Regions from separate parts of the Homo sapiens genome. Here regions 1, 2 and 3 are each linked to region 4. A link is a contact called in ENCODE Hi-C or POLR2A ChIA-PET data. All regions are on one chromosome and are shown on one strand. The core of a region is the stretch at or near the end of the contact, and the rest is flanking DNA. Distances in the headings are between cores, read along the strand shown.

Region 1 (7,468 bases), core at 125-2,624, 360 kb after region 4:
GGTTCTGACCTCCAGGAAGTGCTAAGAAACAAATGGGAGGTCAGTTCTTTATAAGTTGTAGTGTTCATGCCCACGTGAGGGTTAAACACAATGTTATTGGTTATTCAGAACAGGGAGGATTGCTTTCTGGCTGGGAGAAGCTGGGAGGTGAGACAGCAGGGGAAGAGCTTCAGCAAAGGGTCAAATGTGGGAAAGCAGTGGGTGTGCTAAGAGAAGTTTGGATAAACTTTGTGTGTGTGTGTGTGTGTGTGTGTGTGTAAAGGTAGGAAGTGATCATACCAGGCCAGGGCTTTGGCCTTTATTCCATAGGCAATAAAGAGCTTACACAAGAGATGTCTCAAGAGACCAACCATGCTGCTGTAGTCAGAGAGGAAGCAGCCCTCAGCCCATCTGTGTCCTGGCTTGTGAATGCTGCTGCGTGCCAGCGTGTGGGAGGGCATCCGCAGCGAGAGCAGTCTCTGGCTGTGTCCTGTACTATGCTGGGTGTGGGTCTTGGGCTGTCTTTGAAGCCTTCCTCCTGGCTTCTCAGGGCACTAGGTGCCTTTTAGATAGTAGACTTAAAGGAAGTATGTCATAGAAGTATGGGAGGGGATTTTGAGATCATCTGGTTATTCCCCCTTCCCATTTTAAAGAAGATGAAAATCGGGAACATAGATGGGAAAGTACTTGTCTAGCATCACACAAAGAATTAATAGCACAGTGGGGGACGGGAACCCATGCCTCCCGAGTCTGAGCTGAGTTCCTTCTCTGCATTTGCAGAGTAATAGAAATAGGATTTGTTGAGTGATTATTCCATATCAGGTTCTAGGCTAAGCACCTTTCCATTGATTATCTCATTTAATCCTCACAACCCTACTGAGAGTGTCCCGCTTTTTTCTTTTTCTTTTGAGACAGGGTCTCACTCTGTCACCCACGCCGGAGTGCAGTGGCACGATCACGGCTCACTGCAGCCTCGACCTCCCTCGGCTCAAGCGATCCTCCTACTTTAGCTTACCGGCGGGCGCCACCACTCCCGGCTAATTTTTGTATTTTTTATAGAGATGGGGTTTCGCCATGTTGCCCAGGCTGGTCTCGAACTTCTGAGTTTAAGCGATCCGTCCGCCTCAGCCTCCCAAAGTTCTGGGATTACAGACTTGAGCCACCACGCGGGCCGAAAGTGTCCCTCCTGAAATCGAGAAGTCTTGTCTTCCATTTCGATTTCCCAGGGCGCCTAGCACAGGACCCAGCTACGGAGGCAATAAAAACTTGGTGGAGTCTAAGTCCTGGGAAGGGAAAAAAAGGACGGAGGGGGCGGGGCCTACAGACAACCCCGCCCATCACAAAGACCCCGCCTTCCAGAACGCTGACGTCACAATTTGGCCCCGCCCCTCATTGTCAGTCCCGCGGAGCCAGAGGAGGCGCCGGTCGCTGGCAGCTGAGCGGCGGAACCCTTCGCTGGCGGGAGCGCGGTTCGGGGCCGCAGAGGTGAGGGTCCGTGAGGCGGCGGCGGCGGGAGCGCGGCGCGGGGAGGGGAGGGCGGCGGGGTTGGGAGGCCGGTCCCGGGTGAGGTCGGGGCACCCGCGGCCACGGGGCAGAAGAAACCGCGGGCGCAGCCGAGGAGAGATGGGGTGTGGAGTTGGGGGAGAGTTGGAATGGATTTTGGAGGAAGGGCTCAGGAGGAGACCTTTTGGGGCGAGACCCAGCACATGTTTGTGGAGTTGGAGGAAGAGACTCTGAGGAGATTTTTCCTCGGGAGGGGGAGGGAAGGTTCTGAGGAGACTTCTTGGTGGGAGCGAGACTCTGAGGAGAAATGTTTGGGGCAGAGACGCGGAGGAGACATTTTCGAGGGGGCGGCGAAGAGTTTCGGGGGTAGAGTTTGGGGTTGGGGGAGGGGGCGCGGGCCGACAGGGGCGGGGGGCGACGAGGCGGCCGTGGAGGGGGCTGCGCGGGGCCCGGCGGGCACCGGAGGAAGGAAGTGATCAGACAGGAAGGGCCCGGGAGCTGCAGCAGCAGGAGGAGGAGGGCGGTTTGGGAGCGCGTCGGGCCGGCGTGCGGGGCCAGCTGCGGGCGCGGGGCGCGGGCCGCGGGCCGGGCGGGGAGGGGTCCCGCGGCCGCCGCAGCTGTCGGCCGCGCCGGCCCGCGTCCCGGGCGCTCTGCTGGTCTCGCAGCCAGACCGCTGGGCCGGGAAGGAATTCGAGGCATTCGCTTTGTTTAAGTTGCCAGTAGACAGTCCTTAGGACTAATTAATGGTGGAATCTGCAGGGGGACGCCGGCGAGCGGGGCCGGGGCCTCCCCCCGCCCGCCGCGGTGAACTTTCCGCAGCGCGGGGCCCGCCTCCCGGCGCACCCCCGGCCCCCGCCCAGCCGCCCGGGCAGGGAAGGAGCCATGGCTTCCCGGAGCGCAGGAATGAAGTGCGGTTTCTGGGGCTGGTGGCCTCTGGCTGCGGAGCCTGCCTGCAGGGAACCTGGCGACCCGCAGCGGCCGCGCTGGGGCTTCGGAGCCCGGTTTAGAGCTCTTGGAGGTGGCTGCGGTTTCTGTGCATAACCTTGGAGGAGCCTCTGTGAGCCGAGAAAGACCATCTTGCTTTGGAGCATCTGTTTCTTCATCGCGTCAACCCCTTTCCTAACACTGCAGAGCTTGTTGTGGCTTGTTTCGGGAATGCCGAGGCCAGTGCTCACCCTTGCGGGTGGGAGAGGGGAAGAGAGTAGGCACCCCCAAAACCCCTGTAGTGTGATTTCCAGAAGGCCAGACTGCCTGCAGCTCCACCGTCGCACCTTCACTGACTTGAATGACCTTGGGAGAAGGATTGCGCTGCTGAGCCCTTGGTGCCTTATCTGTCGTTGGAGGAGAAAATACTCTCTGGACCTCCCTGCCTTTTGGGGATGTTTTGAGGGGTGGGGTTTGCTCAGGGTATTTCTTTTACAGACGGCTGCAGTTCTGGCCTAAGGAGCTGGACTGGTGTCAGAGCCGGGAGAATTCAGATCACCTAATAAGATTTGACTACCTCAAATTAGGGAGGGAGGGGTTTGGATTTTAGGAGGACATTTCTTTTTGGGGAATCTGGAAGGTGTGTTCCAGATTGCCTTCTGTCACCTTGTTTGCAACTTTGGTAGTATTCATGTGGTTAAATTGAATTACCCCCATAGAAAATTCTTCTTTTGTCAGAAATAATTGTTTTGCTCAGAATTCCCCTGGGGGCAGATTAAGGTTTTGCTCAATTTACTCCTAGAAGAATTTACTCCTAGAAGAATTTTCCAGGTTTCTAAAATTAAATCACTTTTCTAAACATAGTAACTAAAGTTTGAAAAGCTGGAAATAGTGAGCTGGGAAGGGAATGGGTTGGAGTATGAAGAAGGCAGCAAACACAGGTTCATTGTTGACCAGTGATTAATAATGCGGATTGTTAATTAGCCTTCGTTGATTATGAGGTGTTTTCTTAATCTTAAATAATTTAAGACCAAGAAAAGGAACTAATGTTGTTGAGTTGCCTATTCTGTACCCAGTAATTATGCTAGGTGGTATAGATCTTAGGCAGTCTTCCCAAGAATTTTGTGAGGTGGTAGTTAGCATCCCTTTTTTTTTTTTTTTTTTTTTTTTGAGACGGAGTGCTCTGTGTCACCCAGGCTGTAGTGCAGTGGTGCGATCTCGGCTCACTGCAACCTCCGCCTCTCATGTTTAAGCTATTCTCCTGCCTCAGCCTCCCGAGTAGCTGGGATTACAGGTGTGTGCCACCTTGCCCGGTTAATTTTTGTATTTTTAGTGGAGATGGGGTTTCACCATGTTGGCCGGGTTGGTTTCGAACTCCTGACCTCAAGTGATCTGCCCGCCTCGGCCTCCCAAAGTGCTGGGATTACAGGTGTGAGCCACCGCTCCCAGTCAGCATCCCTGTTTTATAGATGAGCAAGCCAAAGGTCAGAAAGTAAAGTGGCTGTCCCAAGTTCACACACACAACTAGTAAGAAGTGGCACTGGAATTCATACCCAGGTCTGTTTCTCAGGTCTGTGGTTGTCTCTCTACTTTGCCCACTGCCTTGGGAATCATGAGACCTAGTTTTTTGGCCTTTGACTCAGCCACTGGGTGACTGTGGGCCCTAGAATAAGTCATTTAAGTCTATTCTCCAATAGTATTGCCTTTTCTTTCAGCAGTGTTGTAAATATGCACTTGAAGTGTGCTGTTTTTCTTTTCTTTTTTTTTTTTTTTTTGGTAAAAAGACAAACATATAAGGCTGTAGTAGTGTAGTAGTGGTATGTACTATATGCCTCTAGGTGCTTACTTATTTCTTATGATGAAAGCATTTCTGTTAAAATGGGGAGTACCTAAGTGATCATATATTTCATTTATGTAATGGAAGTTGATGGATAGCTAATGGCCCTTCCAGTGTAAAGCGGCCATCATTAAGGTAACATTATCAGAAACAGAATCATTTTTCATGTAATACAGCTTTTAGGGACAGTGTCAACTTATGAGTAAAGCATGCTGTTACAGGTAGGACCCGGATAGTCCAGGCTGAAAGATGTGGTATAAACTTTGATGCATATAATAGATGCATAGCAAATATTTGATGAGTGAATGAATGAATGTAATGAATGTATTCCCTTTTTTTTTGGAGTGCAGTGCTGTGATGATGTCTCACTGCATCCTCTACTGCCTGGGCTCAAGTGATTTTCCCACGTCAGCCTTCTGAGAAGCTGGGACCACAGGTGTGTGCCACCATGCCTGGCTAACTTTTTTTTTTATTTATAGAGATGAGGTTTCCCTGTGTTTCCCAGGCTGGTCTCCTGGAACTCCTGGGTTCAGGGGATCCTCCCATGTCAGCCTCCCAAAGTGTTGAGATTACAGGCATGAGCCATCATGCCCTGCCCGGAATGCATTCTTTAAAAAAAAAAAAAAAGCTTTATTGAGGTATAATTTACATACAATAAAATTCACCAATTTTAAGTGTACAGTTTGACAAATTTTGACACATGTATACAGTTGTATAATTACCACCACTGTGTTTATTTTTTTAAACTGTGTGTTATCTTTTAGGAATTGGGTAGCAGATTTATCCCTGGGAATGTTATGAGGTTTCTATGCTCAGATTCAATACTGTGAGATCAGAATGAATATTAGAGTGTTAATGTGCCAACTTGGGAGGAAATAGGAAAACCTTCGGTATTTAATGGTGAGGTAAATAGGAAGAATAAGGAGAGACATTTATTGGATTAGGGGAAAGATAAATAAATTCAGGAGGAAGTAGATTTTAGTTACTTTTAAGACAGAGGATACATTTTGGGGAAAAAGTTACCAAAAGATTTAAGGAGTTGAACTTTTTATTTTTTTTCTTTTGAAATGGTAGCTCCTGAAATATAAAACTTAACATCTTTGGCTGTGCTTAAGAAGCGCTTAACAAATTATGGTTGTTCAAATAATACTTAAGGGTGGGGATGGTGTAAAGTGGTTGAAGGCCTTGCCCTTCCACCTATGACAGAATATCCTTAGTGTTGATCTCTAACTTGTTTTAAGTAATATTCCACAAAGGGAAGAATACATTAGGTAGCAATTGTGGCTTGCGGGGAAGATTGTTTCTTCCTTTTCATAATTTCTCAAGTCACTGAACTTCTCCCAGTATGCTTTAGCTCAAGTCTCTGTCTCTTAGAAAATGCCTGGAACCTGTGCTAGTGAGCTTCTAGAAGAAGCCCCATTTCTACCTTCTCTTTATTTTTTGATTTTATCTTTATTCATTCTGTTTCTGTATGGTGACTGTGTTTTTTTTTTTTGAGACGGTGTCTCACTGTGTCACCCAGGCTGAAGTGCAGTGGTGTGATCTTGGCTCACTGCAAGCTCCGCCTCCCGGGTTCACGCCATTCTGCCTCAGCCTCCCGAGTAGCTGGGACTACAGGCACCCGCCACCATGCCCGGCTAATTTTTTGTATTTTTAGTAGAGATGGCATTTCACCGCGTTAGCCAGGATGGTCTCGATCTCCTGACCTCGTGATCCGCCCGCTTCGGCCTCCCAAAGTGCTGGGATTAGAGGCGTGAGCCACCGCGCCCAGCCGGTGACTATTTTATAAGCCCTTCTCTCACCCATGGATTTGTCTGAGAATGGAAACTTTTTTTTTTTGCTCTGCCCGAAGCAAAGGAATTCTTGTTAAATCCACCATTGGTCCTCCGTATACCATTAGGAAATAATAATTAAAATAACCCTTTAGATCTACTCAAAGGGGTGACTATAATAGTGTTCCCTCCTTGAGCGGGGGACATGCTAATCTTCTCTGTATTATTCCAGTTTTAGTATTTGTGCTGCAGAAGTGACTACTCTGTTCACCTTTGAAAAAATAATAACTCTATGAGGTAGTCATTATCCTTATTTTATAAATGAGGGAACTGAGCTCAGAGCAGTTAACTGCCAGAGCAAGTGAGGGGCAGACCATTGATTCGAGCTCAGGTATGATTGATGCTCAGGTTTGGGGTCTATGTCATTACACTCTCAGTTGTATGGGAGTGGAGGGTCAAGGGAAGAGCTTGAAAATACCATATTAAAATATGAGCCACAACATGACAAGCATTGCTAACCTTTTTAGGCATTGCTGTTGTCATCTATGACTTTCTTAATTTCTGGAGATTCCTCCTTATGTTCTAAGGAATTGATAGTTAATCCTTTAGTATTGCACAACTTCCTTCCCAGACTCAGCATTTTTTTTTTTTTTTTTTTTAAGAGACGGGATCTCACTCTTTCTCTCGATCTGGAGTATAGTGGCAGTCATAGCTCACAGCAGCCTTGAACTCCTGGGCTTAGGCAGTTCTCCTTCCTCAGCCTCCGATTAGCTGGGACTACAAGTGTGCACCACCATGCCCAGCTAATTAAGAAACATTTTTTTTTTTTTTGTAGAGATAGGGTTTTGCTTTGTTGCCCAGGCTGGTCTTGAACTCCTGGGCTCAAGCGATTCTCCCACCTTGGCCTCCCAGAGTGTTGGGATTACAAGCATGAGTGGCACCTGGCCCCAACATGCTTTTTTTTTTTTTTTTTTTTTGAGAGAGTCTCACCCTGTCACCCAGGCTGGAGTGAAGTGGTGTGATCTCGGCTCATTGCAACTTCCACCTCCCGGGTTCAAACGATTCTTCTCCCTCAGCCTCCCAAGTAGCTGGGAGTACAGGTGCCTGCCACTACACCCAGCTAATTTTTGTATTTTTAGTAGAGACAGGGTTTTACCATGTTGGCCAGGCTGGTCTCGAGCTGCTGACCTCGTGATCCGCCTGCCTCGGCCTCCAAAAGTGCTGGGATTACAGGTGTGAGCCACCGCACCCAGCCTTATTCTTTATTAACATGGTACTTTGTATCACTGGCTGTTTGAATTACTCCTCTGAAAGCTTCTACCCGGGTAATCTTTCATTCAAGACCTGCCGTATTTGCATGTGCCCCTTTATACCGTTTGTTTCTTTATTTTTACAAAAAAATTTAAAAATATGGACTGCTTTATGAATTAGCATGTCATCCTTGTGCAGGGCA
Region 2 (7,136 bases), core at 4,632-7,131, 420 kb after region 4:
GTACATGTGACAGACAGTGCTAGGATAGTACCCTCATTAAACAAAAATAACAACAAAACTGATCCTCAACTCTACATTTTCCTTATCACTTTCACACAGGCAAACTTTTCTTTCTTTTCTTTTCTTTTCCTTTTCTTTTCTCTTTTTTCTTCTCTTTGCCTTTTTTTTTTTTAACAGTCCAGTGGTCTTTTACTTTTTTACACCTTCTGATTTGGCCAACTTTCTTTCATTCATTTATTTATTTGGAGGCAGGGTCTTGCTCTGTCACCCAGCAGTGATGAAACCATAGTTTACTGTAACCTTGAACACGTGGGCTCAAGCAATTCTCCCGTCTCAGCTTACTGAGTAGCTAGGACTACAGGCATATACCACCATGCCTGGCCAATGAAACAGTGTCTCACTCTGTCCAGGCTGGAGTATAGTGGCTCCACTCACTGCAGCCTCAGTCTCCTAGATCAAGTGATCCTCCCACTTCAGCCACCCGAGTAGCTGGGACTACAGGCATACGCCACCACACCTGGCTAATTTTTAAATTGTTTTAAGAGACAAGGTCTCACTATGTTGCCCAGGCTGGTCTCGATCTCCTGAGCTCAAGTGATCCTCCCATCTCAGCCTCCCAAAGTGCTGGGATTGTAGGCGTGAGTCACTGCACCTGGCCTGGTTTTATTTTTGGAGAGATGGGGTCTTGCTATGTTGCCCAGGCTGGTCTCAAACTCCTGGGCTCGAGTGATCCTCCTGCCTCAGCTTCCCAAAATGTTGGAATTACAGGCTTTAGGCACTGTGCTTGGCCTTGGCCAACTTTCTCTCCGTAGGTGAATAACAATTTTAGATGTGATTCTGTTGCTAAACTTCACAAACATGGGCAAGGAAGCCTAGTCTCAATTGTAGACCACTGGTTAGAAAAGGAAACAGCAGGGCCGGGCGTGGTGGTTCACGCCTGTAATCCCAGCACTTTGGGAGGCTGAGGTGGGTGGATTACTTGAGGTCAGGAGTTTGAGAACCAGCCTGGCCAACATGGTGAAACCCCATCTCTACTAAAAATACAAAAATTAGCTGGGCGTGGTGGCATGCACCGGTAATCCCAGCTACTCGGGAGGCTGAGACAGGAGAATCGCTTGAACCCGGGAGGCGGAGGTTGCAGTGAGCCGAGATCGTGCCACTGCACTCCAGCCTGGGCAACAGAGCGAGACTTTGTCTCCAAAAAAAAAGAGGAAGTAGCAGAGCCGGTTCTTTGAGTGCCAGCTTTCAAATAGATACATTAATCTCAACCTAGTTTTATCAATTATTTATTAATAAGCACTCCCAAAGTGCACAAAAGTTCTTAAGTTCTTTCTAATTCTGATCTTGTTTATACTCTTCTTTGGTAAGGTTTCTTTGGCAAGGTGAAAAATAACCTGACACATAGAGATGGGATTGCTGGATTCTAGTTTTGTTTGTCTGTTACTAGCTTCCTAAAAAGGTCTCAGAAGTCCCTTTGTTTGCTCATCTGTCATATGAGATAAGAGTATTTGCCTTCTCATCCTAAAGGTTACGTAGATTTAAAAAGTTATTCTGGGAGAATTAGAAGCACTTTCAGTTGAAAGACATTATTTTACAGCAGTCCTCTATCATAGATAGGTACTGAAATATCTATTATTGATGCGATTTAAGTATTAATGGCAAGACTTATAGAAAATTATTAAAAAAGTTTGAATAATTTATATAACATGAGGTACTCCAATTAATCAAATGGTATGCCTCTACTTAGATCTTTTCGGACCTGTTTATAGTTTCTACAAGGGCAAATGGAGATAGCATGGTTAAGGATGTCATTCATAGTGTTATTGGAAAGGACAATAGTATATCATTGTTAAATATCATTTAGTCTGGCCTTTTTGTTTGACTGATGAAGCTGAGACCCAGAAAGTGTAAAAGACACATCTGAGGTCCAACAATGTCTGTGGTAGAACTAGAGGCCGCCACCCGGGTTTCTCACTCCCCATCCAAGTTTCTCTACACTTAGAGGGTGCGTTGTCTTACTCTCAGTTTCCCGCTTTAGTCAGAAAAGATCACTGGCTCTGGATTCTCTTCATTCCTTCTTGTTGGCAAGTGGGGTTGGGAGGAGGGAAGTGAGCAAAAGGCAGGCCTTAAAGAAATTGACATGTCTTCTGCAGCTTATGTTTTTTCTTCCACTTTTATCTGGAGTGTTCTGAACTCCAACATGAAGTGACTTGAATGTGAGAAGCGACTCAGTCAGTGATGGCATTCAGGGAAGCTGCTTTTAAAACCACCTAGGTTGGTTCATACATAGCAAGCTGCTGGCACTTCCTTAGCCCCATACCCCCTGATTGGTCCCCACCCCATCCTGCCATCGGCCTGTTTACCATGTTGGCTTTTTGGTGAAGAGACTGCACAGGGCAGAAAAATTATTAAAATCCTTCCTGGCTTTTTTCCTGAACAATCCTGAATGCTACTTCAGCAATTATAGGAGGAAAAATAAAATTATTTTCCCCTTGCTTCCTATATAATTTAGGACCACTAGAAAACTCTGTGATCCCAAGTTATTCTGTTTCTCTCTGATACCAATTTTTCTGATAACAGAAAATTATCCCTGTGTATACTTTAGTAAAGGGTCTGAGGGTGGTTTTTCTAGAGACTGAGAATGACCCAGAGTTGTTTCAGTTTGAATCATTTCTATTGTTCTGCTTCCACATTTCACTGACTCTTTCCTCTGTCATCTCCATTTTGTCCTTAAGCCCATTCAGTGAATTAAAAAAATTCAGATACTGTATTTCTGTTCAAAAATTTCCACTTAAATTTTTTTTTTCAGTTTCTCTTCTGAGATTTACTGTTTTCCCCTTCATTTTGAGCATATTTTCTTTTTTTTTTTTCTTTTTTTGAGACGGAGTCTCGTTCTGTCGCCAGGCTGGAGTGCAGTAGCTGAATCTCGGCTCACTGCAAGCTCTGCCTCCCGGATTCAGGCGATTCTCCTGCCTCAGCCTCTCAAGTAGCTGGGACTACAGGCGCGCGCCACAACACCCGGCTAATTTTTGTATTTTTAGTAGAGACGGGGTTTCACCATGTTGGTCAGAATGGTCCCGATCTCCTGATCTCGTGATCCGCCTGCCTCGGCCACCCAAAGTGCTGAGATTACAGGCATGAGCCACCGTGTCCGGCCTTGAGCATATTTTCTTTTACCTCATTGATCTTAGTTATAATAGCTCTGTTAATATCTTTGTCTGAGAATTTCAGCATCTGGGTTGTCTTGGAGTTGCCCTCTGCTGATTGTCTTTTCCTTTGCAAATTGCAAATGGGTTTAATTTTTCTAGGTGTTTTTTGTTTGTTTGTTTGTTTTTGTTTTGTTTTGTTTTGAGACAGGGTTTCACTCAGTCGCCCAGGCTGGAGTGCAGTGGTGTGGACATGGCTCACTGCAGCCTTGACTACTGGGCTGAAGTGATCCTCCTGCCTCAGCCTCTCAGGTAGCTGGGACCACAGGCATGTATCACCACACCTGGCTAATTTTTTTAAATTTATTTTCATTTTTTGTAGAGACAGTGTCTCACTGTGTTGCCCAGGCTGGTCTCAAAAACACTTTGGGCTCAGATGATCCTCCTGTCTTGGCCTCCCAAAGTGCCAGGATTACAGGCATGAGCCACCGTGTCCAGATGCTTTTTCTAGTTCTTTATGTAATTTGGAATTGTATTCTTCACACTGTGAATGTTGTATTGTGGAGACTTTGGTTTCTGTTGATGTTTTTAATTTAGTAGACAATAACTCAGACTCAAAACTGCAAACTCTGTCACACCTGCAGTGGGTCGCAGTTCAAATTTCAGTTCAGTTCTTTTCTCTTTAACTGAGGTCTTTGGATTCTGCCCTATGCTTGCATGGCTCAGGGTTCAGCCAGAGACTGGGTAGAATTTACACACAGAACCTGAGACTCTCCTTTTCTAGCTCTTTTTTTTCTTACTTCCATGATCTGTGGCTGCTCTGGGCTATTTCTTCAGGACAGAAAGCCTAGGGTTTGTTTTTTGATTGGAACTTCAGCTAGACCAGCCTCAGGCTAGAGATCCAAAAATGAGGAGTTCATTCCATGTCAGCCCTTTCTTCCAACTTTCAACTTATTTTCAAAATCTGCCAGCCCTTGTTCACTTCAGATAGTTTTTGTGTTTTATCCAGAGTATAGTTGTTGTCTGTGGGAGGGTCATACTGAAAGCAGAATTTCTTACTGACATTTTTATCTATTATCAAAGTGTTTGGGGGACAAAAATGTTCACTTGAGCTTGTTTTGTAAGCTTGGGCAAGTCTCCTTTCCTCTCTGGGACCCACTTGCTCCTCTGGGAAAGGAGGTGGTTGGACTCTGTGATCTGTAAGGATCCTTCAGTCTCTGCTTCTAGGCAGACAGACACGTACACACATACTACCACCACTATCACCACCAACAGTAACAGAAACAATAAGTGCCAGAAGAGATGCTTGAGGGAAGTGATGAGGATGGATCTGTCATGGTGGAAAGCTCTCTGAAGCAGCATCACTAAGGAATTTGAGGATGTTTACAGTCATCCTCTTGTTTTGGGGACAGAGGGCAAGTACGCTGAGGAAGCAAGAAGTAAATGGCATTCAGAAGAAAGAAATCAGTTACTGCTTACTTCTACCCCTTAGAAATATGAGAGAACGTAGACAGTTGAAAACAAATCAGGATTAGCTGGAGTTCCTCTTTCCCTTTGGCAGTGCATTCTGTCTTGTTTTGAAGAGAAAAGCCCCTGGGCCTTAGTAACATGTCAGCAAATTTGGCAGTAGGTGGTAGGTGCTGGGACAGTAGATTTTAGCAGGGGCGCTGCTATCACTGTTAGGGCTGCAGAGACCTTAGGGGAGATAGACCAGATTTATGTGACCATTTCTTAGAGTTCAGAATTTTTATGTAGGAGAGGTTTTAGGCTATGCAGAAGAAGATGAGTGTGTGTGTGGGGGGGCGGTGTTTGTGTGTGGGTGTTGTGTGTGTAAGGTGGGTGGGGAGGGGGAAAGAGACAGGTGGTGATGGGGTAGGACGGAAAGTCTGTGGAACTGTCCTAAAACTATTTGAATACCAATCACACTTACTTTAACTTCCATTGATTATTTTTTAAAAGCAGAGGGTGGAGAGCTAAAGCTTCCCCCACATCCACCTAAGCTATCTCTTGGGTGCCGCCTTGGTATAGATCGTTTTTAAAATTATTTTTAAATATAGAGCGTCACTCTGTCATCTAAGCTGGAGTGCAGTAGGACAACTGTGGCTCACAGCAGCCTCAAACTTCTGGGCTCCAGGTGATCCTCCCGTCTCAGTCTCCCAAGTAGCTAGGACTATAGGTGTGCATCACCATGCCCAGCTAATTAAAATTTTTTTTTTTTTGTAGAGATGGGGGCCTTGCTTTGTTGTTGTCCAGGCTGTTCTTGAACTCCTGGGTTCAAGCAATCCTCCTGCCTTGGCCTCCCAAAGTGCTGGGATTATAGGCATGAGCCACTGTGCCTGGCCTAGATCCTTTTTTATACTTATTTTCTAGCTGTTTTTATTATCAGTAACTTTTTTTTTTTTTTTTTTTTTGAGACAGCGTCTCACTGTGTCGCCCAGGCTGGAGTGCAGTGGCGCGATCTGGGCTCACCACAAACTCCGCCTCTTGGTTTGAAGAGGTTCTCTTGCCTCAGCCTCCTGAGTAGCTGGGATTATAGGCACATGTCACCATGCCCAGCTAATTTTTGTATTTTTAGTAGAGATGGGGTTTCACCATATTGGCCAGGGTTGTCTTGAACTCCTGACCTCAGGTGATCTGCCCGCCTTGGCCGCCCAAAGTGCTGGGATTACAGGCGTGAGTCACCGTGCCTGGCCGATACTATCAGTAACTCTTCTCTTTGGGAGGCCAAGGTGTGAAGATTGCTTGAGGTCACGAGTTTCAGACCAGCCTGGGTGACATAGTGTGACCCCATCACTACAAAAAAAAATTCTTTTCAAATTTTATTCTCTTGAGGCTTGAGTTACTACTGTTCCCCTCATCTTTTAAGCTGTTTTTAAAAAACTCTCATTATTTGTCCATTGTAATTCTAGCCGCCTTGCTCTCTGGGAAGATAGAGGCAGGGATGGGTGTGTGTGTGTGTGTGTGTGTGTGTGTGTATGTGTGCGCGTTCATGCATGCGCGCAGGTGCAGGTATGTGTGCATGTGTGCATGTTTTGGTGGAGGTGTGGAAGTTGGATTAAAGGGACCAATAGTCTTGGAAGGCAGTCACAAGGTGGCTTGCAGGGATGTGTAAGGGAGGCAGTTGTGATGAAAGAAGGGAGGATAGTTTGTAAGATCATGTACAAAAGCTTTAGGTTTACCACTAGCTTAGAAGCTACCTTTCCATTTTCCTCAAGAGTAAGATAACACAAGAAGTTTGACCCAGATCTTCCATCTGTAGTAGCTCTTCTCTAATTTTAGGGGTAAGATTCAATGGGATGGTAGGCTTTTCAACTCTCCTGTAGAAGCCTGCTTGTTTCAAAACTGGAGGGTAAGTTTGCAGAAAGAAAAGCTCTATTTTTAGTTTTAATTGATATTGGGTGGTTCAGGGCTCTTTTGAGGACCGAGTCTAGAGGGCAACAAAATGAGAGCCAGCATGGTGAAGGGACTTTCAAAGTCAGACAGACTTGAGTTTAAACTCTGTCATTTAATAACAAGCTGTAAGACCTTGGACAAGTCACTTCTTGAAACTTAAATTCTTTATCTGTAAAGTAGAGGTAACATTATCTTCTTATTGTCTTATATAAAACATAAAGCATAGTGCTCAGGGTTGGTAAATACTCCGCAGATGTTTTTTTCCTATCTTCTAGAACATCTTATTTTTAGTAGAATCCTTGCTTTTCTGCTAAATAATTGTGTGACTCACCCTTTCTAAGTTTTAGTTTCCTTCTGTAAAACAAGGACATTTAACTGAAGGTTGAGTATCCCCTTATCCGAAATCCCTGGGACCAGAAGTGTTTTAGATTTCAGATTTTTAAAAAAAATATTTGCATGTATACAGTGACATGTCTTGGGATAAGACCCAAGTCTAAACATGAAATTCGTTTATGTTTCCTATACACCTTATACATATAGCCTGAAGGTAATTTTATTTTTCCCCAGGGGACATTGAATAAACCTGAGTATTGTGTG
Region 3 (7,120 bases), core at 2,155-4,654, 370 kb before region 4:
CTTTCTTTCTTTTCTTTCTTTCTTTCCTTTCTTTCTTTCTTTCCTTTCTTTCTCTTTCCTTTCTTTCTCTTTCTTTCTCTTTCTTTCTTTCTCTTTCTTTCTTTCTCTTTCTTTCTTTCTCTCTCTCTCTTTCCTTCCTTCCCTCTTTCTTTCTTTTCTTTCTTTTTTTTCTTTTCTTTCTTTCTTTCTGACAGAGACCCCTCTGTCGCCCAGGCTGGAGTGCAGTGACGCAATCTCAGCTCACTGCACCCTCCACCTTCCAGGTTCAAGTGATTCTTCTGCCTCCCCCTCTCGAGTAGCTGGTATTACAGCATGCACCACCACACCTGGCTAACTTTTGTATTTTTAGTGGAGGCGGAGTTTCAGCATGTTGGCCAGGCTGGTCTTACCTCCTGACCGCAAGTGATCCACCCGCCTCAGCCTCCCAAAGTGCTGGGATTACAGGCGTGAACTACCACACCAGACCCTAAACCATAATTTCTAATCTTGTGCCTAATATTAGTCCTACAAAGGCAATCTAGTCCCCAGCCAAGAAGGAGGTGTACTTTGGGAAAGGGCTGTTATTGTCTTAGTTTTAAACTAAGTTTCTCCCAAAGTTAGTTCAGCCCAGGAATGAACAAGGACACCTTGGAGGTTAGAAGCAAGATGGAGTCAGTTAAGTTAGATCTCTTTCACAGTCTCAGTCATAATTTTGCAAAGGTGGTTTCACATCTAGGCTGCCCAACTTCTGTGGTCAGGGTCTGGCACCAGATATATGAGTCTGAATTCTGACTCTGCCATTTACAAACTTTGTGACCTCGGCAAATCCAGTCTAGCTGAGCCTCTGGTTCCTCATAGATAAGATCGTGAAAATGAGACAGTCTATCTCCAAGGGCAGTTTGGAGGATAAAGGAGACAGCGCATTTCTTTGTGGTAACATTTAAAATCTACTCTTTTAGCAATTTTGATACGTGTATCATAATATCACATTGTATTCCATAAATATATACAATTATTATTTGTCCATCAAAAATAGAATGAAAACATTTAAAAATAATATATAGTACGGGCCAGGTGTGGTGGCTCACGCCTGTTATCCCAGCACTTTGGTAGGTGGAGGTGGTTGGATCACCTGAGGTCAGGAGTTGGAGACCAGCCTGGCCAACATGGTGAAACCCCGTCTCTACTAAAAATACAAAAATTAGCTGGGCATGGTGGTGCACATCTGTAATCCCAGCTACTCAGGAGGCTGAGGCAGGAAAATCACTTGAACCTGGGAGGCGGAGCTTGCAGTGAGCCAAGATCGTGCCACTGCACTCCAGCCTGGGCAGCAGAGTGAGACTTTGTCTCAAAAAAAAAAAAAAAAAAAAAAAAAAAAATTGGCCAGGCGTGGTGGCTCAAGCCTGAATCCCAGCACTTTGGGAGGCTGAGGCAGGCGGATCACAAGGTCAGGGGATCGAGACCATCCTGGTTAACTCGGTGAAACCCCGTCTCTACTAAAAATGCAAAAAATTAGCCGGGCGTGGTGGTGGGCGCCTGTAGTCCCAGCTGCTTGGGAGGCTGAGGCAGGAGAATGGTGTGAACCTGGAAGGCGGAGCTTGCAGTGAGCTGAGATCATACCACTGCACTCCAGCCTGGGCAACAGAACAAGACTCCATCTCAAAAAAAAAAAAAAAAAAAAAAAAGCCGGGCGCGGTGGCTCACGCCTGTAATCCCAGCACTTTGGGAGGCTGAGGCGGGCGGATCACAAGGTCAGGAGATCAAGACCATCCTGGCTAACATGGTGAAACCCTGTGTCTACTAAAAATACAAAAAAATAATAAAAAAATAGCTAGGCATGGTGGCGGGTGCCTGTAGTCCCAGCTACTTGGGAGGCTGAGGCAGGAGAATGGCGTGAACCCAGGAGGCGGAGCTTGCAGTGAGCCAAGATCGCACCACTGCACTCCAGCCTGGGTGACAGAGTGAGACTCCATCTCAAAAACAAACAAAAAATAAAAATAAAAATAAATATATAGTATGGATTTGAACAACAACAGAAAAGGACACAGTGCTTGTAAAAGGCCTTTCACAGTGCCTGCCACAAAGGAAGCACTCAGGAGAGAGTGGCAAATTTATTTTCTTCACATAGTTAAACCACAACAACATATTGCAACAGTTTGCATGCTGAAGCAGAGATAAGAATCCAGCTGCCTTCTCATAAACCAGACAATTAAAGAGATTTGCCACAAAAAGTTATTTTCATTTAAAAATATGTTACTTCAGGGCGGGCGTGGTGGCTCATGCCTGTAATCCCAGCACTTTGGGAGGCTAAGGCGGGTGGATCACAAGGTCAGGAGTTCAAGACCAGCCTGGCCAACATAGTGAAACCCTGTCTCTACTAAAAACACAAAAATTAGCCAGGTGTGGTGGTCCCAGCTACTCAGGAGGCTGAGGTGGAAGAATTGCTTGAAACCGGGAGGCAGAGTTTGCATTGAACCGAGATCGCACCACTGCACTCCAGCTTGGGTGACAGACTGAGACTCGGTCTCAAAAAAAAAAATTCTATTAACATGCAATAGGATTATTAATTTTTTTTAAGTTCTCAGTTTTAGTCTCTAATACAGCAAGTACTAATAGGTGTAACCTACATCAACAAAAGCTATTTATTGCCAAGGTAACTTTTAAGACGGTAAAGGGTCGCTGAGACCACGAAGTTTGAGAACTTCTGCCCCAGGCTTTCGTGATCTGCCTTTCTCTCGCCAGCTCTTTTGCAATCTGACAACACCCCTGTTTTCTGCCCCATGTGATTAATTGCATAACTGCCATGTTTGAAGGACCTTTTGAGATCTCATCAAAAAACCACTCCTGGCAGGGTGCAGTGGCTCACACCTGTAATTCCAGCACTTTGGGAGGCTGAGGCGGGTGGATCACCTGAGGTCAGGAGTTCAAAACCAGCCTGGCCAAAATAGTGAAACCCCATCTCTACTAAAAATAGAAAAATGGTGGCAGGCACCTGTCATCCCAGCTATTTGGGAGGCTGAGGCAGGAAAATTGCTTGAAGCTGGAAGGAGGCAGCTGCAGTGAGCTGAGATCTCGCCACTGTATTCCAGCCTCCAGCCTAGGTGACAGAGCAAGACTCTAGAAGAAAAAAAAAAAAAAACACTCCTGGTGCAGATGGACCTACTGAGAAGGAGGCTATTGTGCCTGAGGTTACACAGCCATCAGTTCCACCTGGGACTGGAACCAGCATCCTTCCTATCTCCTTAATCCAGGGCTCTCGTCATGACGGCAAGCTAGCAGGTGCTCCCTGGCACAATCTCAGCTTCCTGTTCTTTCATCTCTAAAAGTCTTGAGTGGAGACAGGGTCTTCCCCCTCTGCTTTCCTGTCCCACCCTTCCCTCCTGCCTCTCATCTCCCTCTTTGACACTCCTCCTACCAGCCCAAGGGCACAATAGAGATGACATCGTCACTCTCATTGGTTACCAACTAGCAAAGAACTTGAGAAAGTGAGGAGAAAGCTCTAATGTGTTCACATATATAGCATCTATATAAGCTGCCATTCATGGAGGGCTTAGTGTGTGGCAGGCACTGTATTAGGCCTGAGCTAACTCAGTTAGTCTTCATGCCTCCCCACCACTGATGAGACAAGTACTACTTGTTACTCCTGTTTTATGGATGAGGGAACTGAATGAAAGAGATGAATGAAGTGAGTGTCTTTACTTGAGAACAAAAAGCTAATAGTACTTGGCAGAGCCAAGATCGGAACTCAGTGCTATCTGACTCCAAAGCCCAACAGCCTGATGGGTAAATCCTTGTCGGTGAGAAGGTCCAGACTCCACCAGTAAGGTGGGGAAAGGACTAAAGTCTAGGGCCTGGCAGGGTGTGGTGGCTCATGCCCGTAATCTGAGCATGAACTTTGGGAGACCAAGGCGGGAGGATCACTTAAGGCCAGGAGTTTGAGACAAGCCTGGGTGATATAGTGAGACCCCATCTCTACAAAAAGTAAATAATAATAACAATAACTCAAGGCCAGCTAATGGTAGCAATGAAGGCATTACTGAGAAAAAATGGTCAGAAAAATAAAAGTCAAAAAGAGAGAGAAAATAGATGGGATTTGCCCCTGGAAATAAAGACAAAAGATTGTGCGTGGTATCAGGGCCCCTCACCCTATGCAGAGTCATGCATTCCATCCTGCCTCTTTACCAATCTGACCTTGTCATGACACAAGGACTTAAGTCCTGGCCGGGCACGGTGGCTCACGCTGTAATCCCAGCACTTTGGGAGGCCGAGGAGGGCGGATCAAGAGGTCAAGAGATCAAGACCATCCTGGCCAATATGAAACCCCGTCTCCACTAAAAATACAAAAAATTAGTTGAGTGTGGTGGCGCGCACCTGTACTCCCAGCTACTCGGGAGGCTGAGGGAGGAGAATCTCTTGAACCCGGGATTTGGAGGTTGCAGTGAGCTGAGATCACGCCACTGCACTCCAGCCTGGTGATAGAGCGAGACTCTGTCTCAAAAAAAGAGAGAGAAAAAAAAGGACTCAGGTCCTGGCTTTGTCCGCCACTTGCTATGGGTTTTTGGGCAAAGGACTTGCCCCCTCTGAATCTATTTGCTCATGGAATAGTTGAGCAAAACCTGCCTCACATAATAGCCGTGAGCCTTCCCAGGCTGTGTAAATTGTCAAGTATGTTATGAATGTAAGCATTATTAGTCCATTCTCTAAAAGAGAAGTTGCTGAATTATAAAATAATTGAAAGAGGAAGAAGATATTTGGAAAGACTCAACAAAACTGTCCTGTTGGCAGATTTCTTTTCTTTTTTTTTCTGAGTTTTGCTCTGTCACCCAGGCTGGAGCACAGTGGCGTGACCTTGGATCACTGCAACCTCCACCTCCTGGGTTCAAGCGATTCTCCTGCCTCAGCCTCCAAGTAGCTGGGATTATAGGCACACGCCACCATGCCTGGTTAATTTTTTTGTATTTTTAGTAGAGATGGGGTTTTGCCATGTTGGCCAGGCTGGTCTCAAACTCCTGACCTCAGGTGATCCGCCCACCTCAGCCTCCCAAAGTGCTAGGATTAGAGGTGTGAGCCACCATGCCCGGCAGTGTTGCAGATTTCTAATTAGTCAGTTAATTTACCAAGTATTTGTTTGGAGATGGGAGGGGAGAATGCAAAGCAACTGGATGGGATCCTAGTTTTCAAATAAATGGACAAGAGAGTGGATTCCCAATGTCCCCAGCAAGTTTCTTTTTCTTTCTTTCTTTCTTTTTTTTTTTGAGACAAAATTTCACTCTGTTGCCCAGGGTGGAGTGCAGTGGCAGGATCGTGGCTCACTGCAGCCTCTGCTTCCCAGGTTCAAGTGATTCTCCTGCCTGGCTGATTTTTTTATTATTATTATTTATAATACAGATGGGGTTTCACGGTGTTGGCCAGGCTGGTCTCGAACTCCTGACCTCAAGTGCTCCACCATCTTGGCCTCCCAAAGTGCTGGGATTACAGGTGTGAGCCACTGTGCCTGGCCAACTTTCTTTCCCTCCCTTCCTTCCTTCCTTCCTAGCTTCCTTCCTTCCTTGCTTCCTTCCTTCCTTCCTTCCTTTTATTAAAAAAATTTTTTTTTTTTGAGACAGAGTTTCACTTTTGTTGCCCAGGCTGCAGTGCAATGGCATGATCTCAGCTCAGTGCAACCTCCACCTCCCAAGTTCAAGTGATTCTCCTGCCTCAGCCACCCGAGTAGTTAGGATTACAGGCGAGCCACAACGCCCAGTTACTTTTGTATTTTTTACTGTAGAGATGAAGTTTCACCATGTTGGTCAGGCTGGTCTTGAACTCCTGACCTCTGGCGATCCACCCACCTCGGCCTCCCAAAGTATTGGGATTACAGGCATGAGCCACTGTGCCCAGTCCCTTTTTTTTTTTTTAATTTGAGACAGGGTCTGCTCTGTCACTCAGGCTAGAGTGCAGTGGTGTGATCACGGCTCACTGCAGCTTCACTCTCCTGGGCTCCAGCAATCCACCACCTCAGCTTCCTGAGTGGCTGGGACTACAGGCACACAACACCATGCCCAGCTAATTTTTGTATTTTTTGTAGAGATGGAGTTTCATGTTACCCGGGCTGGTCTCTAAGCCCTGGGCTCAAGTGATCTGCCCACCTCAGCCTCCCAAAGTGCTGGGACTACAGGTATGAGCCATGGTACCCAGCCCCCAGAAAGTTTCTTAACATTCCTGAGCCCCAATTTCTTCATCTATAAAATACAGAAAATAATAAGATTCTTGAAGGGTTGTTTTGAGATTTAAATGAGATAATGTGTAGAAAGTGCTAGCACAGTGCCAAGCACTCATCGTTATCCCCCAATCTTCTTTACAAATGGCAATACTGGGACAAGAGAGAGTAGGTGGCTTCTGGATAGATCCAGCTGGTGCCAGAGCCAGGGCTCAAACCCTGAGCACCTGAGATTCCGAACTCAGGACTGTTTTCTTTCCACCACATCCAACACTCTTGATAGTTCAATCAGGCAACCAATCTCCTGCTTAATTAGTTTTAAATAATTATTTAATCTGCACATACAGAACATAGGGATTAGTTTCCCCATTCACAGAGGAAGAAACTGAAGCTCAGAGAGTTTGAGTAACTTTCCCCAAGGTCACACAGCCTATCAGTGGCCGACCTGAGATTTGAACTCAGTGATGTTTCCTTCTAAAGCCTTGGCACTTAACCTTGACTAAAGTGGAAAGAGGCCTCAGACATCATTTAGCTCTGCTCTGCCCAGGAGAGAGGCTGGAGATGATGATGCAGAAGGAAGGTCCAGGAAAGGTCTGGGGAGACTGAGTGAATCCAGACAGCCTGGGTGGGGGTGATGAATGGTGAGTGGACAGCAGGCTGGGGATGGAATCCTTCGGCCCCACAGGGAAGACTGAGTTTCTTTGATAACCCGTAGACATTAGAGAAAGGGACTATAGATAGAAGACCTTAATAACAATCCTTTGCTCTTAACCTATACATTACACATTCTTTCCTTTTATTTTTTTGAGACAGAGTCTCGCTCTGTCGCCCAGGCTGAAGTGCAATGGTGCGATCTCTGCTCGCTGCAACCTCCACCTCACAGGCTCAAGTGATTCTCCTGCCTCAGCCTCCCAAGTAGCTGGGATTACAGGCACCCACCAC
Region 4 (7,875 bases), core at 2,914-5,413:
AATGTGAACTATTATCATTTATTTCAGGCCTACTTTGTGCCTGGCATCTCAGGGGAGGAAGGCGCAAAAGTGAAAACAAAGCCTGGGTCCTGCCCCCAAGGAGTCTGAAGATTTGTTGATAGGTAGATTAAAGTAAAAGGGTCTTATGCACTGGAGATAGGATCAGAGACGTAAGAAAACTGCCAATTCTTGAGGCTCCTTATAAACCAGGTTCCATGCTGAAAGCTTTATATGCATTATCTATGAGATTTCTTCACAATCCTATGAGGTAAGTGCTATTAGGATTAGAAAATCAAGGATCAAAGATCAGAGAATTTAGGAAATTTTGCCTGGGTCACACAGCTAATAAAGTGTCAGGGCCTGGGTTTGAACCCTGGGATGTCTGACTTCAGATTCTTTGCTCCTTCCACTCCATTTGAGTTGGACCTTGAAGGATGAGTCAGATTTGGGCACATGGGGATGGAGGGGAGGAGGGGCCTGGAGGGGAGGCGGGGCCTGAAGAATAGGAGGATATGGAGCCAGGTAAGCAAAGCCTGGGAGATGGGAAAGTGTAGGGCGTGTACGGCAGAAACTCTGAGGGTTTTGTGTGTGTGTGTGTGTGTGTGTGTGTGTGTGTATGTGTGTGTGTGTGTTTGAGACAGGGTCTCGCTCTGTGACCCAGGCTGGAGTGCAGTGGCACGATCTTGGCTCATTGCAACCTCCACCTCCTGGGTTCAAGCGATTCTCCTGCCTCAGCCTCCCGAGTAGCTGGGATTACAAGCACACACCACCACGCCTGGCTAATTTTTTTTTTTTTTGTATTTTTAGTAGAGACAGGTTTTTGCCATGTTGACCATGCTGATCTCAAGCTCCTGGTCTCAAGTGATCCACCCACCTCGGCCTCCCAAAGTGCTGGGATTACAGGCATGAGCCACCGTGCCCGGCCTGTTTGTTTATTTTGAGACAGTCTTACTGTGTCACCCAGGCTGGAGTGCAGTGACATGATCATGGCTCACTGCAGCCTTGACCTCCCTGGGCTCAGGTGATCCTCCCACCTCAGCCTCCCGAGCAGCTGGGATTACAGGCGTGTGCCACCACGCCCAGCTAATTTTTCTGTATTTTGGAGAGACAGAGTTTTGCCATGTTGCCCAGGCTGGTCTCAAACTCCTGGGCTCAACAGATCTGTCCACCTTGGCCTCCCAAAGTGCTGGGTTCACAGGCATGAACCAATGTGCCCGGCCTGAAACTGCAAGTATTTAGTCTGGTTCCATGTGAGGGCCTCTTCGGGTCCATTTCACATAAACCTTAGCCAAAATATATTAAGTACCTACCATGCACCTGACATTTCTCTAAGGACTTTATAACCAACACCTTACTAAGGCCTCACAGTAAATGGAGAGGTCACTTGTGCCGCCTCCATTTCAAAGATGAGGAAATTGAGACTCAGAATGGTCCAGCAACCTGACCATGATCACAATGCTAGGAATGAATGGGGCAGGAATTCAAGCTCAGGGAGGCAGATTTCAGATCTGTGCCCCACACCTATTGCAAGAATTAGTCAGTTCCCAGGCAGTGAAACTCTAAAGCCAGCCCCAGCTGCCCGAAACTCAACCACAGAGAGCTGGCTCTCAGCCCCTCACTGGCTCCCTTCTTTTCTCCCAGCTCCACCCTGCCACCCCCATTTCCCTCCCTGGCCCTGGGGCCCTGCTGCTTCCCCAAACCTGCTCTGCCACAATTCCTTCCAGGTTCCCTCATCTGTAAAATGGGGATAATAATAGTGTCCGTCTCAGAGCAGTGTTGTGAGGATCAGAGGAGGGGCTCAAGGTGCTTAGAGCCCAGTGTATAGTAGGTTCTCAATAAAAATCAGTGATCATCGCCACCACTGTCATTTAAGTAGTGTCTCTGAAGTAATGTGAAATTGACTGAGTGATAGCATTATCCACATTTGATGGTTGAGGAAATTGTGGTTAAGAGAAGTGAAGCAGCGGCTGTCCAGTGTCACTTAACTAGGAAGTAGAGAGCGGGACTTACTTAATCTGGGCCTCCTGACTTTCTGACTTCAGATCTCATTAACTTCTCCTATTCTTTGCAGCCAGGCAGATGAGTGAATCATAATCAGTATTTATTACCTGCCTTCTGCACTCCAAGCCAGGCCCTAGATGCTAAGGGGCATTCTAGAGAGATCTGACCTAGATTCTTGAAGGAGCATAGAACCTAACTGATAAACAAGGTATGAAAACGAAGCCTTGTTTTGTTGAGGTAGAACACACTAAGGGTCCCAAGAGGGTAAGAGCCATTCTGGCTGAGAGGAAGCAGGCAGGGGAGGCTTCTTGGAGGAGGTGAGATTTAAGCTGGCCCTCAAAGGACCAAAAAGGACCAATGAGATACGTAGACTAGAGTAAAAGGGTCTTATGCACTGGAGATAAGGTCAGAGATGTGACCGGGAGCGGTGACTCACACCTGTAATCCCAGCACTTTGGGAGGCCAAGTAGGGCGGATTGCCTGAGGTCAGGAGTCCGAGACCAGCGTGGCCAACATGGTGAAACCCTGCCTCTACTGAAAATACAAAAATTAGCCAGGCATGGTGGCTGGCGCCTGTAATCCCAGCTACTCGGGAGGCTGAGGCAGGAGACTCACTTGAACCTGAGGCAGGAGAATTGCACCGCTGCACTCCAACCTGGTGACAGAGTGAGACTCTGTCTAAAAAAAAAAAGTCAGAGATATAACAACAGCTGCCAATTCTTGAGGCTCCTTATGATCCAGGTTCTGTGATGAAAGCTTTATATGCATTATCTCATGAGATTTCCTCATGATCATATGAGGTAAGTGCTATTAGGAGGAGAAAATCAAGGATCAAGGATCAGAGAATTTACAAAATTTGCCTTGGTCACACAATGAATAATAAAGTGTCTGGGCCTGGGTTTGAATTCGGGGCTGTTGGCTACAAAGCCTGGGCTCTTAATCATCATGGGTTATTGCCACCTTGGCCTCAACCATCTAATGAGGAATTAAGCTGTGGACTGTCTCTGGAGGGCTTTGAATGCCAAGGCTCAGACTTGCATAAAAATCACACAGCACCAGGCAAGAAATCAGACCTGAAATCTAGCAGCAGCTTCTAGCAACTTTTTACCACTCACTACCCAAGTTTGCTTCTCTGAGCCTCTCTAAACCGGAGTGATGAGGAATGTATTATCAGCAATGAAGGTTTTTGAATGAGGCAGAGAGGCTCTTGTGACAAAAGGATTGTTTAAAAGAAACCTAGAGATGTTCAAACATTTACTGAGTATTGGGTCCTAATAATACAACTGTGAACAAGACAAAGCTCTGCAGTGGGACTCTGACCCTGCTGTGCCCCCAGGCAGCTTGGGAGAGTAGAAGAACCCCTTAACTGGAAAAACAAGGGCTCCAGAGCTGGGACCTGTCCCAGATTCTGTTGCCAGCTCTCAAATCAGGGAATCTCTCTGTATGACCTTGGGCAAGTTACCCAGCCTTTCAGACTGTCAGTCTTTATCATGGGGATCATCATTCCTCTTCCCAGGATTGTTGGAATAAATTAACTAAAACAACGCTTGTAAGGATCTAGCATGGTGCCTGGCATCCTGTAGGCGCTGAATAGATGTTAGTTTTCCCTACAAAGAAGTAGACTAGTTTGCCTCCGTCCCTCACCCCTCTGCCATTAAAGGGAACAGGTTCCTGGCCTTCATTTTAGCAGGAAAGGGGATATGAATGCACATGTGCTAGCTAAGCAACAATGCAAACTAACAAAAGGGCCTGTGGCCTGGGGAATACACTGCTGGGTCTGGGCTCAGGCTGGGACCCCGCGCCAAAATGTTTCCCTTCAATCCCAGGGAATCCGGGCCCATTTCTCGGGGCGCTGTGCACTGCTCTGGCCGCCTCTGCACTGTGAATCCCGGAACCACCCTCTGTCTCCGTCTCGCCGGCTGCTAACTAGCGCGGCCGGCGGCTGGCGGCACCAACAGCAGGTGTGGCTGCCCCTTTAAGCAGCGAAGCTAGTGTTGCAATCGCCGCCTCGAGGACGCGTTCTTTCCGGGGGGGGGGGGGGGGGTGGAGCCTGTACTGTCGCAGCAGCCAACCGGAGCGCGGCATTTTCCGCGGGAGATCCGAATTTCGCGGCACGACGTTTGGCGCTAAAAAAAAAAAAAAAAGAAGAAAAAAAAGAGGCAGAGAAAGACTCAAGGACTAGAGAGCGAGCCGCAAGGAAGTCGGTGCAGTCGAGACCCCCCTCCCCATCCCAGCGCATCGCGTCTCCGCCGAGCTTGAGGGCACGCCGGGGACCCCTCCCCAGAGCCGGCCGGACCCCAGGTGCCGAGGCCTTGGGGAGCGCGGGGCGTCCCGGGTCGCGGTGCCCTCGGGACGAGACAGCCCCTGGCAGTGCCACCACCGCAGCCGCCGGGCGATCTCCAAGCGGCGATCTCTAAGCGCTGCTCTCTGCTCGGCCGCGGGCCAGGAGGGGAGGGTCCGGCCTTGCCCCGCAGGCGTCCATTGGCGGCTTCCCCCGGCCTCCGCGCCATGCCGCGGGCCGTGTGAAAGGCGGCAGCACCGGAACCCGCAGGTGTCCGCGGGCGCGCCAAGCCCTTTTGGGTAGGGGGCGCCTTACTCGCTATGCTGCAAGGGCCCCGGGCCTTGGCTTCGGCCGCTGGGCAGACCCCGAAGGTGGTGCCCGCGATGAGCCCCACAGAGCTGTGGCCATCCGGCCTCAGCAGCCCCCAGCTCTGCCCAGCTACTGCTACCTACTACACACCGCTGTACCCGCAGACGGCGCCTCCCGCAGCGGCGCCAGGCACCTGCCTCGACGCCACTCCCCACGGACCCGAGGGCCAAGTTGTGCGATGCCTGCCGGCAGGCCGGCTGCCGGTAATGCTGGGGGCCCCCACCGCTTCCCCCTATGCTTTTCCAGGTGTGGGAAAGGAGGGAGGGGTGCCTGAGATCCAGTTTGAGTGGAGCAGGTAGAGTTTTGGGAAGAGGGAAGATGAGCTTTCAGTTTCCAGGACCCAGTGCCCCCAATATCTGAGTAGAAGACCCCTTCATTTTCAGACTTTGGATGAAATAATCTCATCCATTCTAGTGGAGTGGAATGAGCACTGGATTGCGAGTCTGGAGGGAGACCCAACTCACTACTCCCAGTGCACTGTGTGACCTTGGGGAAGTCCATGCAGCCAGCGTTGCCGCCATTCATTCATTACTTCATTGTTTGGCCAGAAACCAGTACTGGGTGCCTGCTATTGTCCAGGCAAAGAGTATGGCCTGGGGACACTGTGGGACTTTGGTAAGACAGAGGGATAGGTCTAGTGGGTCTCTCACATCCAATCTGCCATGGACAGACTCCAAATTGTCCAGCCAGCTCCTGAGATAGCCCCAAGTATCTGCCCTAGGTCCTCCCCCAGGCCCAGTCTTCCCTCCCAGACAGCCATGTAGCAGATACAAATGTGGGCAGCCCCCTTGGGTTCTGTTCAGATTGGCTGCTCTCTCCTCAAGCTCCCAGGCTCGTTGCCAGAGAGGGCCCAAAGTGTAGTGGCACCAGGCTGCCTGCTGACCTGGGCTCAGGGTGTGTTTTGTGGGAGTGGAATTCCTGGAGCCCGTGTGAATCAAAACAACTTTAGGGTGGGGGGTGGAGTGGGAAAAGCCTGGGGGAGTGGAGGTGGTGGTGGTTGAGGAGCCTGGTTTCTGGTGTGACTCTGCCACTAATTCTCTGTGTGTCCTTGGACAAGTCTTGGACCCAGTCTGGGCTTCAGTGTTCTCTCCTTCACAATGCGTGTGTGCACAGGGTGGCTGTGGGGCTAGCTCTTCTCAGCCACATTCAGCTCCAGGTCCTGGGTTTTGGAAGCAGGCTCCAGGGAGAGGAAGGGGGTGTTGTAGGTTTGCTTAGTTGTGAGTTTGGTGAATAAGTTCGGGTACAGGGATAAGACCACCCCCCACTGCCCCAGAGGCATCTGGTCAGACCTGTGCTAGTCAGCAAGCACGGATGCCCAGCCAGCTCTGGATGCAGGCAGAGCCACCACTCCCTGCCAGTGGACTCAGGCTTTGCCCATGTTCAAAACGTTAACCTTCCTGGAGACCCTTCCTGCACATGATTTCTAACTAGGAGGGCAGTGGGCAGGAATGGTATTATCCCCATTTTACAGGTTAAGCAACCGAGGATAACTGGGATTGGGTATCTTGTGTTCAGTGTTTTATAGCCTAAAACATCTTTGTAGTTCGTGAAATAGATGGCATTAATAGCTCCATGTTACAGGGGGAAACTGAGGCTCAGAGAGGGGATGTGACCTAAGGTCAGAGATGGGGATGGGGTAGAGTGATGGGACTCACAAGGCAGTCAGCTCTTCTGTCTTTTATTTTTTATTTTTTGTAGAGACAGGGGTCTCCCTATGTTCCCCAGGCTGGTCTCAAACTCCTGGGCTCAAGCAATCCTCTTGCCTCAGCCTCCCAAAGTGCTGGGATTACAGGCATGAGCTAGCTACTCTAATGCACCTGGTCAGGCAGCAGGCTCTTCTCTATGTAGCCTTGACTTTTTTTAATACTGCCTAACTTAGGAGCTGAGCTCCCCCCAGGGAAGGGAGCTTTGCGGCAGGCCCACTCTCCTCTGGCCAGCTGCTTTCAGACTGGAAGTTTCAGTAACAGCTGTGGTTTTACACTGCTTTGAACCCTCCCAGAGGAGCCCAAGTACATCTGTCTGTACCTCCCTCCCAGAAGGGCTCAGTGATCTTAGCAAGAAGGTCTCTCTTTTACTGAGTGCCTCTCGTGTGCCAGACACTGCTTGGCACTCTTCACGTTCATTATCTTGGTCAGGATGTCCAGAATGAGGCACCTTGCAGATAAGGAAACTGAGCAAAGAAAGGAAGTCACTTGCCTGGGTCACAAGTGAAGAAGCAGGGGAGTCTCCTTGCAGCAGACCACCCTAAAGCCCTGCCAGGCCCAGAGCTCCCGCTCCTGTCAATCCCCAGATGCCCGGGGCCCAGCCCCGTGGGCAGGCCTGCCCTCTGCTTACTCATTTTACAAGGGCGTGACCTGGAACAGCTCCAAACCCAACCCTGGGTGTGGCCGCTTGCTTTGTGGCCGGGCTGCAAAGTGCAGGGTGAGCAGGATTTGTTGTGGAGCTTCTGTTTAAAGGGACCTCAGGCACTGTCCAAGGATGGCAACCAAGTTCAATGGCAGAATGAAGGCCACAACCCAGATCTCCTGGCTCCCTGTCCAGAGCTCTTTCCAAGTCCTCTGAGGAAGGCTCAGGGAATGCCCCTTTATCGCATGCCTCCTCTGGCCAGGCGCATGGCATCATTCTCTTTCACGCCTGCAGGAAGCTCTGCCCAGGCTGGCTTGCAATAGCGCCATCTCTGCTCACTGCAAACTCCACCTCCCAGGTTCAAATGATTCTCCTGTCTCAGCCTCCCAAGTAGCTGGGATTACTTTTTGTATTTTTAGTAGAGATGGGGTTTCACCATGTTGGCCAGGCTAGCTTCGAACTCCTGACCTCAGGTGATCCACCCGCCTTGGCCTCCCAAAGTGCTGGGATTACAAGCGTGAGCCACCACGCCCGGTCCTCCTTTTCTTTCAATTTGTCTACATTTTCCAGATTTCCTCTTGTGAGGCATGAAAGAAAATAAACATTTTAACACACAACTCTACAAGGCAGGTCAGGTGAGGAGGTGTAGGCTCAGAGAGGCAAGACAGTGAATCCCAGGCTGTTCAGCTACGAAGTGGCAGAGCTGGGATCTGAAAGCAAGGTTCGACCCCTTACATTTGCTCCTACCCCCACCATCTGACTTAGGGCTTAGGAGAGACCAGGCTCCACTCTGCGTGACCTTGGGCAAGTCAATTCCTCTTCCCCAAGTCCCAGTTTCCTCACCGTGGTGCCCGTAAGGGGGTTGTGCCTGGTGATCT

Evidence for each region. Hi-C counts contacts between places; a loop is a spot of excess contacts on that map. ChIA-PET counts read pairs that join two places held with the same protein, here RNA polymerase II (POLR2A). Pooled maps may share reads with other maps.
Region 1: a loop to region 4 is called in a pooled map, with 4 times the contacts of the local background. The contact joins the promoter of LUZP1 here to the promoter of E2F2 in region 4. A Hi-C loop is called at or near these places in 1 of 168 maps with a recorded cell type or tissue (B cell), 1 of 37 single-sample maps with no recorded cell type and 8 of 50 pooled maps. POLR2A ChIA-PET finds 5 or more read pairs at or near these places in 1 of 52 experiments (activated CD4-positive, alpha-beta T cell).
Region 2: a pooled map shows a loop between it and region 4 (3-fold over the local background). The contact joins the enhancer-like site here to the promoter of E2F2 in region 4. A Hi-C loop is called at or near these places in 2 of 168 maps with a recorded cell type or tissue (PC-9 and chondrocyte), 6 of 37 single-sample maps with no recorded cell type and 7 of 50 pooled maps. POLR2A ChIA-PET finds 5 or more read pairs at or near these places in 3 of 52 experiments (BJ, HepG2 and activated naive CD4-positive, alpha-beta T cell).
Region 3: a map with no recorded cell type shows a loop between it and region 4 (4-fold over the local background). The contact joins the enhancer-like site here to the promoter of E2F2 in region 4. A Hi-C loop is called at or near these places in 1 of 168 maps with a recorded cell type or tissue (OCI-LY7), 4 of 37 single-sample maps with no recorded cell type and 6 of 50 pooled maps. POLR2A ChIA-PET finds 5 or more read pairs at or near these places in 2 of 52 experiments (HEK293 and activated B cell).

What each region holds. Positions count from the first base shown.
Region 1 is chr1:23,162,762-23,170,229 of GRCh38, reverse strand. It overlaps LUZP1 (leucine zipper protein 1), which reads left to right and starts at 1,374. Exons shown (of 4, transcript NM_001395462.2): 1 at 1,374-1,464. It also overlaps the pseudogene RNU6-514P and the pseudogene RNU6-135P. RefSeq lists enhancers at 480-529, 1,605-2,136, 2,137-2,668 and silencers at 1,175-1,234, 2,226-2,365.
Region 2 is chr1:23,109,621-23,116,756 of GRCh38, reverse strand. All of the region lies in intron 1 of LUZP1 (leucine zipper protein 1), which reads left to right. Among named protein-coding and RNA genes, the nearest start is that of LUZP1, 56 kb to the left of the region's middle. Within about 2 kb of position 5,881, at least 3 of the 41 ENCODE cell types and tissues checked have a DNase peak (open chromatin) inside an H3K27ac peak, as active enhancers do.
Region 3 is chr1:23,892,880-23,899,999 of GRCh38, reverse strand. All of the region lies in intron 1 of CNR2 (cannabinoid receptor 2), which reads left to right. Among named protein-coding and RNA genes, the nearest start is that of CNR2, 17 kb to the left of the region's middle. RefSeq lists enhancers at 2,663-2,792, 2,843-2,902. Within about 2 kb of position 3,404, at least 6 of the 41 ENCODE cell types and tissues checked have a DNase peak (open chromatin) inside an H3K27ac peak, as active enhancers do; they include OCI-LY7, where a contact is called at or near this core.
Region 4 is chr1:23,527,521-23,535,395 of GRCh38, reverse strand. E2F2 (E2F transcription factor 2) reads left to right here and starts at 4,163. Exons shown (of 7, transcript NM_004091.4): 1 at 4,163-4,854. The coding sequence starts at 4,603. LOC101928163 (a long non-coding RNA gene) reads right to left here. Exons shown (of 3, transcript NR_110799.1): 3 at 6,977-7,875. RefSeq lists silencers at 3,932-4,071, 4,609-4,757, 6,913-7,109 and an enhancer at 6,765-6,894.